Linked DNA regions of Homo sapiens: region 1 is linked to region 2. A link is a loop called in an ENCODE intact Hi-C map of the cell type or tissue named here. Cell type or tissue: Caco-2. All regions are shown on one strand. Links, peaks and the distances in the headings refer to the core of each region. The heading gives the core; the rest is flanking DNA.

Region 1 (8,336 bases), core at 31-8,030, 58 kb after region 2:
CAGCACTTTGGGAGGCCCAGCCCGGGCAGATCACCTGAGGTAGAGAGTTCGAGACCAGCCTGACCAACATGGAGAAACCCTGTCTCTACTAAAAATACAAAATTAGCCGGGTGTGGTGGCGCACGCCTGTAATCCCAGCTACTCAGGAGACTGAGGCAGGAGAATCACTTGAACCCGGAAGGCGGAGGATGCAGTGAGCCAAGATCACACCATTGCACTCCAGCGTGGGCAACAAGAGTGAAACTCCGTCTCAGGAAAAAAAAAGCCAAACGGAATTACCATGTGATCCAGCAACTTCATTCCTAATGTACACCCACCCGACCCAAAAAAAAAAGATTCAAACAGATGCTAGAATACCAGTGTTCAGCTCAGCATTATTCACAATAGCAAAAAGGTAGAAACAACCCAAGTTTCCATCAACAGATGAATGGATAAACAAAACACGGTATATACATAACAATGGATTATGTAGTATTCAGCTATAAACAAGATTCAAATTCTGGTACATGCTACAACATAGACGAACCTTGAAAACATTCAAAGTGAAATAAGCTACGTACAAAAGAACAAATATAAGATTCCACTTACATGAGTAGCTAAACTAGGCAACTTGAAAGAAAACAGAAGTTACCAGGGGCTATAGAGAGGGCGAAATGAGAGTTATGCTTACAAGGTACAGAATTTCTCTTTGGAATTAGTTCTGGAAATATATACTGCTGACGGTTATAAACACTGTGAATGTACTTAATGCCACTAAACTGTATACATAAAAATGGTTAAAATGGTATATTTTGTATTATGTGTATTTTACCACAATGAATATGGAAAATCTGAATAATCAGATTACCATGTTCATGGATTCAAAAATTCAAAACTATATATAAAGATGTCCATTCTTGCCAAGCGCAGTGGCTCATGCCTGTAATCCCAGCACTTTGTGAGGCCAAGGCGGATCACAAGGTCAGGAGTTCGAGACCAGCCTGGCCAACATAGTGAAACCCCTTCTCTACTACAAATACAAAAATTAGTCAGGCGTGGTGGCGGATGCCTGTAGTCCCAGCTTCCTGGGAGGCTGAGGCAGGAGAATCACTTGAATCCAGGAGTCGGAGGCTGCAGTGAGCCAAGATTGTACCACTGCACTCCAGCCTGGGCGACACAGCAAGATTCTGTCTCAAAAAGAAAGAAGAAGTCCATTCTCCCCAAACTGATATACACAATCAATGCAAACTCAAACAAAACACTAGCAACATTTTTGTGGAACATTATGGTTCAAAATATTTATCAAATGCAAAGAGCTAAGAAGTGGCAAGATACTTAAAACAACAACAAAAAAGGAACACAATATAGAAGGACTAATTCTTTCTGGTATCTTGTATCCAGAGTTATTATTAATATGAAGCTATAGTAATTTTAAAACTGTGGTTCTCGCACAAAGGCACATAAAAAGAACACAAAGTTCAGAAAGAAATGCATACAAATATTAACAGCTGATTTATGACATAGTGCCACTGTGGAACTGAGAGGAATAGTGTCAAAACAAATAGATGTCTCTACTTAAAATTTAAAAAAATAAAAATTTTTTGAAAAGAGGTTGGGCACAATGACTCATGCCTGTAATCCCAGCACCTTGGGAGGCCAAGGAGGGAGGACTGCGTGAGGCCAGGAGTTCAAGACCAGCCTGGGCAACATAGCAAAACCCCACCTCTATTCTTTAATTAAAAATTAAAAAAAAAAAAGAAGAAGAAACTTGCTCAGTCATATATTTAGTTCATCTGACTCCAAAGCCCATGATCATATTTTGATTTTTTTCTTTTTTCTTAGAGATAGGGTCTCCTCTGTCACCCAGGCTGGAGTAGAGTGGCAGGATCATGATCATAGCTCACTGCACCCTTAAAGAGTGAATGAATAGGAGTTTATGTTATTTTAGGATATTTAATATACTTAAACCTAAAATTTTTAGAAAAGGATTTGAGGCAGTCTACAATAAAGGACAAGTATTATAACAATTAAAAAAAGAAAAATAAGGCCAAGCACAGTGGCTCACGCCTGTAGTCCCAGCACTTTGGGAGGTCGAGGTGGGTGGATCACCGGAGGTCAGTAGTTCGAGACGAGCCTGGCCAACATGGCAAAACCCCATCTCTACTAAAAATACAAAAAATTAGCTGGACGTGGTGGCAGGCACCTGTAATCCCAGCTACTTGGGAGGCTGAGGCCAGAGAATTGCTTGAACCCGGGAGGCAGGGGTTGCAGTGAGCCCAGATCGCACCACTGTACTCCAGCCTGGGCAAAAGAGCGAGACTCTGTCTCCAAAAAAAAAAAAAAAAAAGAAAAAAAAAAAGAAAAATAATAAAAGCCAGTATGATAGACATCTATTGTTTTTCTGCTTCATAAGCATCCCCCTTGTTTTGCAAACAGCACCCACCCCCCTGCATTATGGAAACTGCTCTTACCCCTGACTCCAACTATGTAGTTCTAGTGAGGGTTGCCATTCACAGTACCCTCCCCACTCCAGCCACAGAGATGATGGGCACATGATCCAAGACAGGCCAATCAGAGTCCTTTCCAGGATTCTTCTAGAGAGCCCCTTCTTCTGGTAAAAGGGGCTGGAAACAAGAGCTGCCAGCAGTCATGGTTCCAGCCTCATGAAGTAGAGTCTGTAGTATGAGAGAATGAAATCAACACGCAGAGAAACAGAGATAAGAGGTGAAGTCCTAAACCCCACGGAAGGAGAAAGAGGGAACAAATATACTAATAATGATATTAATATAGCTGATGTAACTAAAGACCAGATTTGGTTCTAGGCTGCCTGGTAACCAGGACAAAAAGACAAACAGAATGTATTTCACAGATCTATCAAAAAGGAGGAAATATACCAGATACGCAAGGGAGATAATTTTCCTGATGCTTTATTATTAAAAGAACTTCTTGTACGTGGATCTTTTATGTTAAGAGTCACTGAAGAACAAAATGGACAGTGTCCATGATGAAAGTGTTATATCAAATACAGATTTCATAAACTATTACTTATAATAACTGAGTTATAACTCAATCATTAAGCACAAGGGGAAAAATAACAACACAGTAGGCATTTGAAGAAGTGAATCAACTAGTTTTATTTTTTCAGGAAGTTTAACAGCGAAGAGGAAAAGACAAAAGGGCAAAAATGTAAATGGAAAGCAGAATTCATGAGATGATTCAAAAATGTTTGTGAGTTGAGTGGGAAAAAATCAAGTAAACAGGATAGACTGAAGACTAGTACTTGGTAAAACAAAACCCTGTAAGAAATATAAAAGACCACATCAGAAACACAAGTAGTTAATTCCACTTAAACACTACCACCTCTCCTTCTTGAAACGCCAAATGACAACTGAGATAAATGGCATAAAGCCATAAATATAAAAAAGAATATCCCTGGAAACTAGAAAGGACATATGACAAGTGGTAAATGACTGAGGACCGAAGAAAGCTGCTGTAGTAAGACAAGCCCAAAAGCAATGCATCAGAGCACCAGAAACTGGAGGAACGTTAGACACCAGGCATCGGGGGTGGGGAGATGCACATGCGCAGTGATGTTCTATGTATCCAGGAGTGACGTTTTCAGATGAGGCTAACCAACAGGAATTGCATACCATCTGAAAAGCAATCAAAACAATCCCTTATTCACTACATACTAACGCGTAACTGGCTCTCACCTGCCCTAGAAAACTGCAAAGCTTAATTTCCTAGAGAGGGTAAATGGAAGAAATCTACACTCAGAGACACCAGGAGCAGCTGAAGAAAAACAAGAATCATAAAAGTGTAATTCTAAATCCTCAAATTCCAACATCCATCTGGCTAAAGGAATATTGGTAACCAGGTTTGTCAACCCCAAACAGGTGATCATGATCAGATATATTTCTCTCTTACTAAGCTAAGAACCCCGCTAGATCACTTATGATGAAGTCTATCACTCAATAATGTCTGCTCACACAAAACTTCCAATCCACTCATTAAGAATTTGTCTTAAATTTGAGGCTGGGCACGGTGGCTCACACCTGTAATCCCAGCACTTTGGGAGGCCGAGGAGGGCGGACCACCCTGAGACCAGCCTGGCCAACATGGCGAAACCCCGTCTCTACTAAAAATACAAAAATTAGCCAGGTGTGGTGGCGCATGCCTGTAGTCCCAGCTACTCAGGAGGCGGAGGCAGGAGAATTGCCTGAACCCGGGAGGCGAAGGTTGCAGTGAGCCGAGATCGCACCATTGCACTCTGGCCTAGGCAACAGAGCGAGACTCCGTGTCCAAAAAAAAAAAGGGCCGTGCACAGTGGCTCACACCACTTGAAAAAGTGCTGTAATCCCAGCACTTTTGGAGACGGAGGCAGGTGGATCACCTGAGGTCGGGAGTTCGAGACCAGCCTGACCAACATGAAGAAACCCTGTTCCTACTAAAAATACAAAATTAGCTGGGCATCGTGGTGCATGCCTATAAACCCAGCTACTCAGGAGGCTGAGGCAGAAGAACCACTTGAACCCGGGAGGCAGAGGTTGTGGCGACCCAAGATCACACCAGCCTGGGCAACAAGAGTGAAACTCCCTCTCAAAAAAAAAAAAAAAAAAATTGTCTTACATTTGAATCAAGGCTGAGAATCACCAGATTTTTACATAAAGTCACTAACACGAAAGACAGGCCAAAACAGTACAAAAGAAGAGTTCAAGGAGCAGAAGAAAGTTTCGTAACTGAAACAAAACAAAAACCTCCAATTAAAGTATCAGCCAGGCATTGTGACTCACGCCTGTAATCCCAGCACTTTGGGAGGTGGAGGAGGGTGGATCACCTGAGGTCAGGAGTCTGAGACCAGCATGGCCAACATGGCAAAACCCAGTCTCTACTAAAAATACAAAAATTAGCCAGGCGTGGTGGCAGGCGCCTGTAATCCCAGCTACTGAGGAGGCTGAGAAGGGAGAATTGCTTGAATCCAGGAGGTGGGGACTGCAGTGAGCCAAGATCACACCACTGCACCGCAGCCTGGGTGACAGGCAAGACTCTGTCTCAAAAAAATAAAATTAAATTAAATTTAAATTAAAATAAATTGTATCCAAGAAACTTGAACAGAAGATTACAAAAATAAGGAGCAGCTGAGAGCATAAAGAGTCCTTAGAAATTAAAAAGTATGGCCGGGCACAGTGGCTCACGCCTGTAATCCCAGCACTTCGGGAGGCCAAGGCGGGTGGATCACCTGAGGTCAGGAGTTCGAGACCAGCCTGACCAACATGGTGAAACCCCGTCTCTACCTAAAATAGAAAATTAGCTGGGCATGGTGGCGTGCGCCTGTCATCCCAGGTACTCGGGAGGCTGAGGCCTGAGAATTGCTTGAACCCGGGTGGTAGGGGTTGCAGTGAGCCAAGATCGCACCAATGCACTCCAGCCTGGGAAACACGGCAAAACTCTGTCTAAAAAAAAAAAAGAAAGAAAGAAAGAAAAACAAACAAAGGAAGAAATTAGTATAACCATCTTGAAAAATTAAAGTGAAGGGGCCGGGCCCGGTGGCTCAGAGCCTGTAGTCCCAGCACTTTGGGAGGCCGAGGCGGGCAGATCACGAGGTCAGGAGATCGAGACCATCTTGGCCAACATGGTGAAACCTCATCTCTACCAAAATACAAAAAAAAAAAAAATTAGCCGGGCGTGGTGGTGCGTGTCTGTAATCCCAGCTACCTGGTAGGCTGAGGCAGGGGAATCACTTGAACCCGGAAGGCGGAGGTTGCAGTGAGCTGAGCTCACATCACTGCACTCTAGCCTGGGGTCAGAGCAAGACTCCATCTCAAAAAAAAAAAAAAAAATTTAAGTGAAGGAGGGCCAGGAGTAGTGGCACGCCCATAATCCCAACTCTATGGAAGGCTGAGAGAATCACTTTCAAGGTCAGCGTGGGCTACAATATCAAGATGCTGTCTCAAACAAACAAAAAAATTTTTAAGTGAAGAGTTGGAAGAGAAAGTGAGGAATCACCTCAGAAAATAGAGTAAAAAGAGTTAAAGAACTGAAACAGAAAATACAAAAATTATAGGATCAGATTAGAAAGTCTAACATCCAAAATTTTTTTTAAATACAGAAAAGGCAAACAAAGCAGAACTGAGGAAATTATCAAAGAAATAATTCAAAAACTTTCTCCCTGACCTAAACTCACATTCCAAAACAGGAGCTAACAAATCAAAAGGACCACTGTGTACCTAGTACAATGAGTATAAGCAAGCACACCATCGTGAGTATCAGAATAACCAGGTTAAAGAGAAAATACTAAATCCAGAAAGAACTACCACATACAAACGATTAAAAAGAAATCAGAATCGGCTGGGTGCAGCGGCTCATGCCTGTAATCCCAACATTTTGGGAGGCTGAGACGGGCAGATCACCTGTGTTCAGGAGTTCGAAACCAGCCTGGCCAACATGGTGAAACCTCATCTCTACTAAAAATACAAAAATTAGCCAGGCATGGTGGCGCATGCCTATAATCTCAGCTACTCGGGAGGCTGAGGCAAGAGAATTACTTGAACCCGGGAGGCAGAGTTTGCAGTGAGCCAAGATCACGTCACTGCACTTCAGCCTGGGCGACAGAGAGGCCCTGTCTGAAAAAAAAAAAAAGAAAAGGAAAAGGAAAAGAAATCAGAATTGCAGCTGGGTGTGGTGACTCATGTCTGTATCCCAACTCTTTAGGAGGCTGAGGCAGGTAGATCACTTGAGGCCAGGAGTTTGAGACCAGCCTGGCCAATATGGCGAAACCCCCATCTCTACTAAAAATACAAAACTGAGCTGGGCATAGTGGCACACGCCTGTAGTCTCAGCTACTCGGGAGGCTGAGGAAGGAAAATCTCTTGAACCCGGGATGCAGAGGTTGTAGTGAGCAGAGATCACACCACTGCACTCCAGCCCAGGTGACAGAGTGAGACTCCTTCTCAAAAAAAAAAAAAAAAAATTAGAACTGCTTTGGACTTGCTAACAGTAACACTGAAAGCTAAAAGGCAGTAGAGAAATATCTTCAAATTCTGACGGAAAATGATTTCCAACCAAGAATTCTATGTATTCTGTCAAACAATCAAGTAAGATAGCAATCCCATTTTATCAACCATGCAAAACCCTAATTTATTTCTCATGCGCCTTTTCCTATGAAGCTGCCAGAAGATGTGCCTTCTTAAATATAAAGAAACAGGGGAGTAGGGGGATAGAAAAACAGGGAATCCAATATAAGCAAGAAGAAAACTCCAAGATAATGGTGAAGGGATGTTCCTTAGGATGCTCCAGCAAGCCTAAGGAGCAAACAGACCAGATGGGAGCAAGCAGATGGTACCCAGAAGAAGGTCCCTGGTTTAAAAAGGAAAGGAAGGGGGAGGAAAGACAAGGGAAAGTAAAAGGGGAGAGAAGAAAGAGGGAGGAGGAAGGCGCAAGGAGGAACAGAGAAGAATAAAATCAAAGAGAGGAGAAAGAGGAGACGGAAAGAAGAGGAAGAAGAAAATAAACAGAAAAGAAGATAAAAGGAAGGAAAGGAAAAGTGAATCTATAAACGACCTAATACGATAACCATGCAGATTATTTAAGAAAGCAATGAGAGAGGCCGGGCATGGTGGCTCACGCCTGTAATCCTAGCACTTTGGGAGGCCGAGGCGGGTGGATCACCTGAGGTCAGGAGATCGAGACCAGCCTGGCCAACACGGTAAAGCCCCGTCTCTATTAAAAATACAAAAACTAGCCAGGCGTGGTGGCAGGCGCCTGTAATCCTTGCTACTCAGGAGGCTGAGGCAGGAGAATCGCTTGAACCCAGGAGGTGAAGGTTGCAGTGAGCTGAGATCACTGTCACTATACTCTGGCCTGGGTGACAAAAGCAAAACTCCATCTCAAAAAAAAAAAAAAAAAAAGCAATAAGAAGATATACAAAGATTTAGTCTTATAGTCTTAGAAGAAAAAAAACACAAGGAAAGCTGAAATACAGAACAAATATTAATCACAGAGGAAAAAAATAAAAATTAACACCAAAAAGTAATAACACTGCTGTATATTTTTGTCTTGGAAATTAGCAAAAACCAGGCAGGGTAGCTCACGCCTGTAGTCCCAGTACTTTGGGAGGCCAAGGCTGGAGGATCCCTTGAACCCAGGAGATCGAGACCAGCCTAGCAACATAGTGAGACCCCATCCGTACAAAAAATGTAGAAATTACACAGGCATGGCGGTGTGTACCTATAGTTCCAGCTACCTGAGAGGTTGAGGTGGGAGGATGACCTGAGGTCAGAAGCTCGAGACCAGCCTGGCCAACATGGTGAAACTCCGTCTCTAAAAATACAAAAATTGCCCAGGCATGGTGGTGTGTG
Region 2 (8,336 bases), core at 274-8,273:
TGAGGCACGACAATCACTTGAACCCGGGAAGCAGAGGTTGCAATAACACGAGATCACGCCACTGCACTCTAGCCTGGGCGACAGAGTTACTAGGGAGGCTGAGACACGAGAATCGTTTGAACCCAGCAGGCAGAGGTTGCGGTAGACTGAGATCACACCACTGCACTCCAGCCTGGGCAACAGAGTGGGACTCTGTCTCTAAATAAATAAATAAATGCCAAACAACAGCCCTAAGTTATAATTATTTCACTCATGATAGAGAATTTACTCTCAAAACTACTTAAGTTTCTACAATGTTTACCTTGAAAAAGCACTAACTCAAACCAAAAATTTTTTTTTTCTTTTGAGACAAGAGTATCGCTCCGTCGCCCAGGCTGGAGTGCAGTGGCATGATCTCGGCTCACTGCAATCTCTGCCTCCTGGGTTCAAGCGTGATTCTCCTGCCTTAACCTCCTGAGTAGCTGGGATTACAAACAACCACCACCAGGCCCGAATAATTTTTTTTTTTCGTATTTTTAGTAGAGACACAGTTTCACCATGTTGGCCAGGCTGGTCTCAAACTCCTCCACCTCCCTCAGCCTCCCAAAGTGCTGGGCTTACAAGCTTGAGCCACCACGCCCAGCCCAAAATGTTTTTAAACAATTATTTGTTGGCATTTACCAAATCATATTTACAAATGTGAAAATGATAAGAGATCTAAATTTTAAATACAGTCTGCAGAAACATTTCCAAAACTAGCATATACCAACTTTGTAAGAAAAATATTCTTTTCCATTTGACAATGTCCTTTTTATCTTCACTTCCTTAAACACAATTCATAATAGATTCATTTTTAAGAGACAGGGGTCTCACTCTGTCTCCCAAGCTGGTGTGCACTGGCACAATCCCAGCACACTACAGCCTCCACTCAAACGATCCTCTCGCCTCAGCCTCCTGGGTAGTTGGGACTACAGGCGCCCACCACCATGCTCAGCTAATGGCAATATGTTCTTAAAGAACATATTAAAGAACAAATTAAGTACAAATGATTTTCCAGTATTATTTTTTAGTTTATTAAAAAGTATTTCCTATAAAGCAAGTAAAAATGTAAGCGGGAAAAACAGGCAAGTCAGAAAAAGACAGATTAGTATTTAGGCAAGCTTTTAGTGTTTTAATTAAAAGACAAAATATTCTCAAACAAAAGACATGACATGTAGCCACTAGAAAAAATTAATAAACCAGTAGCACCACTGAAAAAGAAAAAATAGCCAAGAATATATAGAACTTCAAAATTGTTCTATTATAAAGGAAAAAAGCTGATAATTACTTACAGGCGAAGAAATCAGTTAATAATATATAGCAACGAACTATTATTGCTGAAGTCACCTAAAGATTTCGCAAGATGACCACAGTAACACATGCAAGAAATTTCCCTCATGCTTTCAGTAAAGTTGTAATCTAAATGTTCAGTTGCAATGGGTAAAACCATATTCACAAATATGGCATTAAACCTATCATTTCATTAAATACTCTTTATTAGCCAAAATGTTTCTATATTTCAATGTCTCCATTTAACTATCAAGAATGTAATTTTATCTAAAAAGGCAAAAAAAAATTCTATTAAGTAGATGTGCTACAAATTTAGCAACAACAAATCCACTTACTTTTTTCTCTTTCTCATGATGTTTATCCTGAGAGTGAGAGGAAGAATCACTTAAACTTTGATCATATGACCTATTAGATCCCCGTTTGCTCTTTTTCTAAAAAAGAAAATATATATACATATATGTATATGTATATAAAACTTTTTAAACAAATCTTTTTGTTAGGCTTAAACCAATTCAACTATAAAGTATTTTTAATGTCTACTGAAATTTTTAAGTCTATTTCAATCTATATAATCCAGTTTAGACACCATTCATATATCATCCATTGCATTATAAAAGAAAATCTAAACATTAATGCCATATTTTTGTAAATTAATTAAAATGTGTGAAAACAGATCATCTATTTTCAAATAAGCTACTATATATTTTCAACATCAGCTTAAAAATAAAAAGTTTCAATACAAAGAGAAAATGCCGTATTAAAAAAGGGTGCCAAGACTAGAAGAATAGAAAGGTAAATATTTGAAGTGTTACTTTATGCCACTAGGAAAAGCAAAAAGACTTTTAATCTTATACCATCAGTATTAAGGTATACAGTTTTCTAAAAATTTATCTCTGCAGTTCAATAAATAATTCCTGCACATTTTATTTGATAGAGCAAATAAAGAAAAAAATTAAAAAATTAAAGGAAATGTCAGTATTAGACTCATGCACTTTTCAAAGCATTACTAAAAAGCATCACACATTTCTGTTTAAAACACTTGTACCATTGCATAATTAAGTATGAAGGTGAGAGTTATTTGAGGTGTTTAAAAGTTGGTACCACATCGAATTGGTGTAAACTAGATAAAAATGACTATAAAGAAGTTCAAATTCCATGCAAATGTAAAGATTATACAATCTTATTAAATTATTAAACAGATATTTTTCCCAACTATCAAATGGGATAACATCATGTCTATAATTAGCAATAAGAAAATTCTATTTGCACAAACTTCAAAATCCATTTTTTTATTTATATCATCTCTCATTTAGAAAATGAGTATTTCAATATGCTTATTACACCTAGGAAGAAAAATTTTCAATTTTATAATCTCAAAATTTTTGTTAAGTCATTAAAATAAAGCATTCAGCATCAAAGGATACACAGATACACACTCTTAAGTAATTCGTATACAAGAACCAAAATATTAGAGGCCTAAACTGCTCATTTCATAAAACAGGGGCCCCTTGTAGTATTTATTTTCAAAAGAAATAGCCCCATTCACAAGGGAAATATAATAATTTAAAAATTAGAAACCAAAAGAAAAATAAAGAAGCCTTAAACCTTCAGTGTATTAATATCTACCATTAAAAAGAATGAGAAGTAGATACTCGGGACTTCAGGCATACTGACCCTTCAAAGGAACATGGATACAAATATGTAACACCCAATCAAATGTTACTAACTCAATCACCATGATCCTGTGTGACAGCAAATAGTGACCAAATCTAAAGAATTCCCAAAGTTGTATTTAAATATATTTTTCTGAAGGTTTTTAAGCAAGTTACAAAACAGCCTTACTTCAGTTTTACTATTTCCCAGTAAATAAAAATGAAAATAAATAAATGGGTAATAGTAATTAAGCAGAAAATGAGAAACAAAGTGATAATCACAAAATGTAAAATTGGCACCAAAAATCCAATTAACTAAAGACCTTAAAAATATAAAGTTTCCTACAGATTAATTTTTTCACTAAATGTATACCAACATTCACTATCAATATTTATATATTTTCTTTTTTTTTTTCTTTTTTTTTTTTTTTTTGAGACGGAGTCTCACTCTTGTTTCCCAGGCTGGAGTGTAATGGCAGGATCTCGGCTCACTGCAACCTCCACCTCCTGGGTTCAAGCAATTCTCCTGCCTCAGCGTCCCAAGCAGCTGGGATTACAGGCATGCACCAGCACACCCCGCTAATTTTGTATTTTTAATAGAGACGAGGTTTCCCCATGCTGGTCAGGCTGGTCTCCAATTCCCAACCTCAGGTGATCCACCCGCCTCGGCCTCCCAAAGTGCTGGGATTACAGGTGTGAGCCACAACACCCGGCCTAATATTAATATATATTCTAAATGAGAGTACTTTAGAATATTCACCTTTACAAATACACCGAAGCAAGCAAAATCTTTTAAAATTACTATTAACAGATCTATTTACTTCCAATAAAGAACATGCTAAACACAATCTCCAGCCAAAAACTCAAGGAAAAAGGAACTGTTATATGCTTTTTTTAATAAAACAGTGTCATTCTATTGTCAAAACTAATCATAATCATTTCATTAAATCCAAGAGAAATTCTTACCAGCTTACTAAAATGGTATTTACAGTAGCCACAGTATTGGACATTATCGGCACCATTACCTTCTTCTTCACAAAGCAGTCCGGCAAACTGAGCGCTGAAAATAAAAGCCAAGTATATTTATTGATATACTAAAATCACAGTACCTGTATATATAAGCAAATAAAATTTACTTCCAATCATTCATGCTCTGAGAAAATAACATCTCCTAAGAAAAAAATGAGAAAATAAAAAGCTTTATTCTAGCTGTGACCAAGTGTATTTCACCCCAACCTGCAACTGATCTTTTTTTAAAGTTATGTTTATGGCTTAAAACAAACTCTTCACACATCTCATATTAGGATGAAGATGTACACATGTTTTATGTCTCCAAATAGATATTAAGTTTAAGATACATTCTCTTCCCCCTCAATCCCACCCCATCAGTTAACACTTCATTTTACTTTTTCAATCTGTCACAGGTACAAATGGAAAGGCCATGCCTCTAAAGGGCCGAAGTGATGGTATTTAGCCCATGGATGCAGATTACATAACCTTACAAGGAAAACATGCATTCACTCAAGACTAAATTTGCAACTCTAAGTGCTTTAAGTCACAGCACAATAAGCGAGATAAACATAAATTGTGCTTTTCAGTAAAAAGCAATGGAAGAAATGAAAATGAAACCTAATGTTACAATATTCTTTTTTTTTTTTTTTTTTTGAAAAAAAAAAACAGGGTTTCGTTCTGTCACCCAGGCTGGAGTGCAGTGGTGCAATGAAAGCTCACTGCAGCCTTAACCTCCTGGGCTCAGGCAATCCTCCCACCTCAGCCTCCCAAATAGCTGGGACTACAGGAGTACACCATCACACCTGGCTAATTTTGTTTTTATTTTTAGTAGAGATGAGGTGTCTTGCTATGTTGCCCAGACTGCTCTTTAACTCAAGCGATCCTCCCACCTTGGCCTCCTAAAGTGCTGGGATTACAGGCATAGCCACTGCACCCAGCTAATATTCGTTTTGTTTGTTTTTTGTTTTTTTTTTTAGATGGAGCCTCATTCTGTCACCCAGGCCAGAGTACAGTGGCATGATCTCAGCTCACTGCAACCTCGGCCTTCTGGGGCTCAAGCAATGCTCCCATCTCAGCCTCCCGAGTAGCTGGGATTACAGGCATGCTTCACCATGCCCGGCTAATTTCTTCATATTTGTAGTAGAGATGGGGTTTTACCACCTTGCCCAGGGTGGCTCTGAACTCCTGAGCTCAGGCAATCTGCCCACCTCTGTCTCTCAAAGTGCTGGGGATTACAGGCGTAAGCCACAGTGCCTAGCATATTCATTTTTAAAAACACAAAACGCTGAAGTTTCTAATCACCATCTTTTCAATTTGACCTTTCACACTTTTAACATTCCAAAATTATATTAGTATACAGATCTCATACCCCAAAAACTACTTTCATCTTTGAGAAATTTGGTACAGTCATTACGAGAATTTATAAAAGTCAAAAACCGTTTTCCATTTCACAATAGTAGTATAAAACAGATTTCATATAACTACACACTAAAAACTCAGGAAATGAGCATGTACTTACACTGGCAGTGAAGCATAGACTGATTCTTAAAATTAGTGCACAGATTATTCCCAAACTTTTTATTTGGAACTGTTACCTATTATGTAAAATATATTGTTGTAAATAATTTTTGCCCTTGAAATTTTGTTGCTGAAAGAATATCTTTTTTTTTTTTTTTTTTTTTTTTTTGAGACAGAGTCTTGGTTTGTCGCCAGGCTGGAGTTCAATGGCGCAATCTCGGTTCACTGCAAACTCCACCTCCCAGGTTTAAGCGATTCTCTTGCCTCAGCTTTCCAAGTAGCTAGGATTGCAGGCATGTGCCACCACACCTGGCTAATTTTTGTGTTTTTAGTAGAGACACGGTTTTGCCATGTTGGCCAGGCTGGTCTGGACCTCCTGACCTCAGGTGATCCACCCACCTCGGCCTCCCAAAGTGCTGGGATTACAGGTGTGGGCCACTGCACCCGGCATGAAAGAGTATCTTAAATAAGTTTTTGTGAAGTCGCCATTGTAATATTGAGAATGACAGTGGTTACACTACTTCTCACTTGAGACACAGAAGGTAAGGAAGTACTATCATTCACCGAATCCTTGTATTCAGACACTGCACTAAGCTTACCTAGATTAGCTCATTTAATCATAATAACAAATCGAAGGATAGGTAATCAATACCAAAATTTTAAACAAGACGAAACTGAAGCTTACAGAGAATAAAACATCAGAACCAGAGTCCACTTATTGCAAAATCACTCTGGTAAATACATTCAGTTATTAAAATTATCTTTATTACAAATAAGTAAATGTGAACATAGAAACTATACCAATAAAGTTTACCATAATTAATGTTTGAGTATCTAAGTCTTTAACTTATGATTGTTACACAAGGTATTTACCAAGTTCAGTTCTGTGCAACAATGGAAACATCCTTACCATGTTACATGGAAAGCCTGTCGACATCCATGTTTATTACATGTCATGCAAGCACCAGTGGCTGCTTTGCTTTCTCTTCCTTGTTCATCACAAATGTAGCAAGTCTTGGGGTTAAAAAAAAAAAAGACAAAAATCATACATGTTCTTAACATGAATCAGAATTTTACAATTATCTTCAGAAATGAAGATCAGGTATACTAAGTAACCTATCTTAACTCAAAATATGAATTCATTTTGGACAATAATCTAATTTTTGCATACAATACAAACAGAAAAATATAAACAAAGACATACAAATAGTCCTATTAAAAAAATTCACAAAGGCATTATCTTCATCAGTCTCACAAACTTTGCAAGACAGGAAGACTCTTCCCAGGCACTGAGGCTGGCGGGCCAGGACACAATCTACCACACCTCTTCTTCCCAACACCTTGTCATCAAGACTGATTCCTGTAACAAGGGTGTAAAAACAATGTTTATCTTTCCCCTCTGCAGGAAATAATCATATCTAAGAGGGTTTGAAACAGGGTATTGGGACCTAAGAGACAAATAACAGCCCTACACGAATTAGCAACGTTTAGGTCATTCATTTCCACTGTCTGTGAGGAATCCTATACGGGTAGGCTGTCATTCAGCCCCACCAAGCTGACATATGTGGGCTACAGAAGAAGATACTTTAGCTAAGTAGGTCAGAAATGCCCAAGAGATACAAAGCCAATGAACACCCCGAGAAACTTTGACTGACATCTTCCATTTTCCATGTGCAAGTAACTAATACGCAATATTAACTTTTCACAGCTCAAAATCATGGCTGGTCATGTGACAGAAGACTGAACTGCAAAAACAACAATCTGTAAGTATCGGTGTATAATGAATAAAATCAGCAGACTCCAAGTTGAGGATACAAAAAGTTATGTCTAACTACATATAATCAGGTGATACATGTTGAAAAAGAAACTAATTTCTAAATAGTAATAAAGCATAACCTAGCCCAACTTCAACACAACCAAATGGTTTCATTCACTTTGCACTGTGGTGCCAAATAACACCATGCAACAATATTTACAAGGACACAGAAAAAAAAAAAAACTAATTATCTAACTAGGTACATGATTTCAACTCCTCTATTGAAAACCTAGGATTCTCTGGGCGTGGTGGCTCACACCTGTAATCCCAGCACTTTGGGAGGCCGAGATGGGTGGATCACCTGAGGTCAGGAGTTCGAGACCAGCCTGGCCAACATGGTGAAACCCTGTCTGTACTAAAATTACAAAAAAAAAAAAAAAAAATAGCCGGGCATGGTGGCAGATGCCTGTAATCCCAGCTACTCAGGAGGCTGAGGCAGGAGAGTCGCTTGAACCAGGGAGGTGGAAGTTACAGTGAGCCAAGATCATGCCATTGCACTCCAGGCTGGGCAACAAGAGAGAAACTCCATCTCAAAAAAAGGAAAAAAAAAAAAAAAAAAAAGAGAAAAAAGAAAGAAAAACTAGGATTCAGACTCAACTGAATTACAAACATCATTTTATACCTCTAAAAAGTAAAATCCCAAATAACAACAAAACCTATCTAGACACACTGAATAAAAGTATTCCTAAGTACTAGTTACAATGGAAGAATTTAGCATGCATTTTTGCCTACAAATGATCAAAAAAATTTAAAAATAGAGCACATTGAAACAGTAACACTCTATATGGCAAAATTTGGGGAAAATATGCAAAAGAGGCCTCAAATACCTCAGTAACTTCCAAAGAGCTGACAGTGAATAGAAATCATTACTTAACCATCCCATAAAACTTAAAAATATGATAATTTTTATTTATAAAAAAAAAAAAAGAAGGGGGGTGAAACATCCAGAATGGGAGATCTCCTCCCCAGAGAAGTAACCATTTCACAGGTGAAAAACAGTCAAGTAGTCTCTGGAATTGTCCTACCGACAT

What was found. Peaks named below come from ENCODE experiments on the same cell type or tissue, not always from the same donor. Only the 100,000 strongest peaks of a DNase experiment are listed, where the experiment ranks them.
Region 1: it touches region 2 in a loop (6-fold over the local background); 2 of 110 quality-filtered maps call a loop at or near these places.

What each region holds. Positions count from the first base shown.
Region 1 is chr10:21,551,939-21,560,274 of GRCh38, reverse strand. The region is part of intron 3 of MLLT10 (MLLT10 histone lysine methyltransferase DOT1L cofactor); the gene reads right to left. Among named protein-coding and RNA genes, the nearest start is that of MLLT10, 22 kb to the right of the region's middle. RefSeq lists an enhancer at 4,204-4,786. In Caco-2, for the core only: no CTCF peak of the experiment used is centred there; a DNase peak (open chromatin) is centred at 4,824.
Region 2 is chr10:21,610,515-21,618,850 of GRCh38, reverse strand. MLLT10 (MLLT10 histone lysine methyltransferase DOT1L cofactor) reads right to left here. Exons shown (of 23, transcript NM_001195626.3): 6 at 6,400-6,503; 7 at 3,927-4,020; 8 at 1,644-1,739. Among named protein-coding and RNA genes, the nearest start is that of MLLT10, 80 kb to the right of the region's middle. In Caco-2, for the core only: no CTCF peak of the experiment used is centred there; no DNase peak of the experiment used is centred there.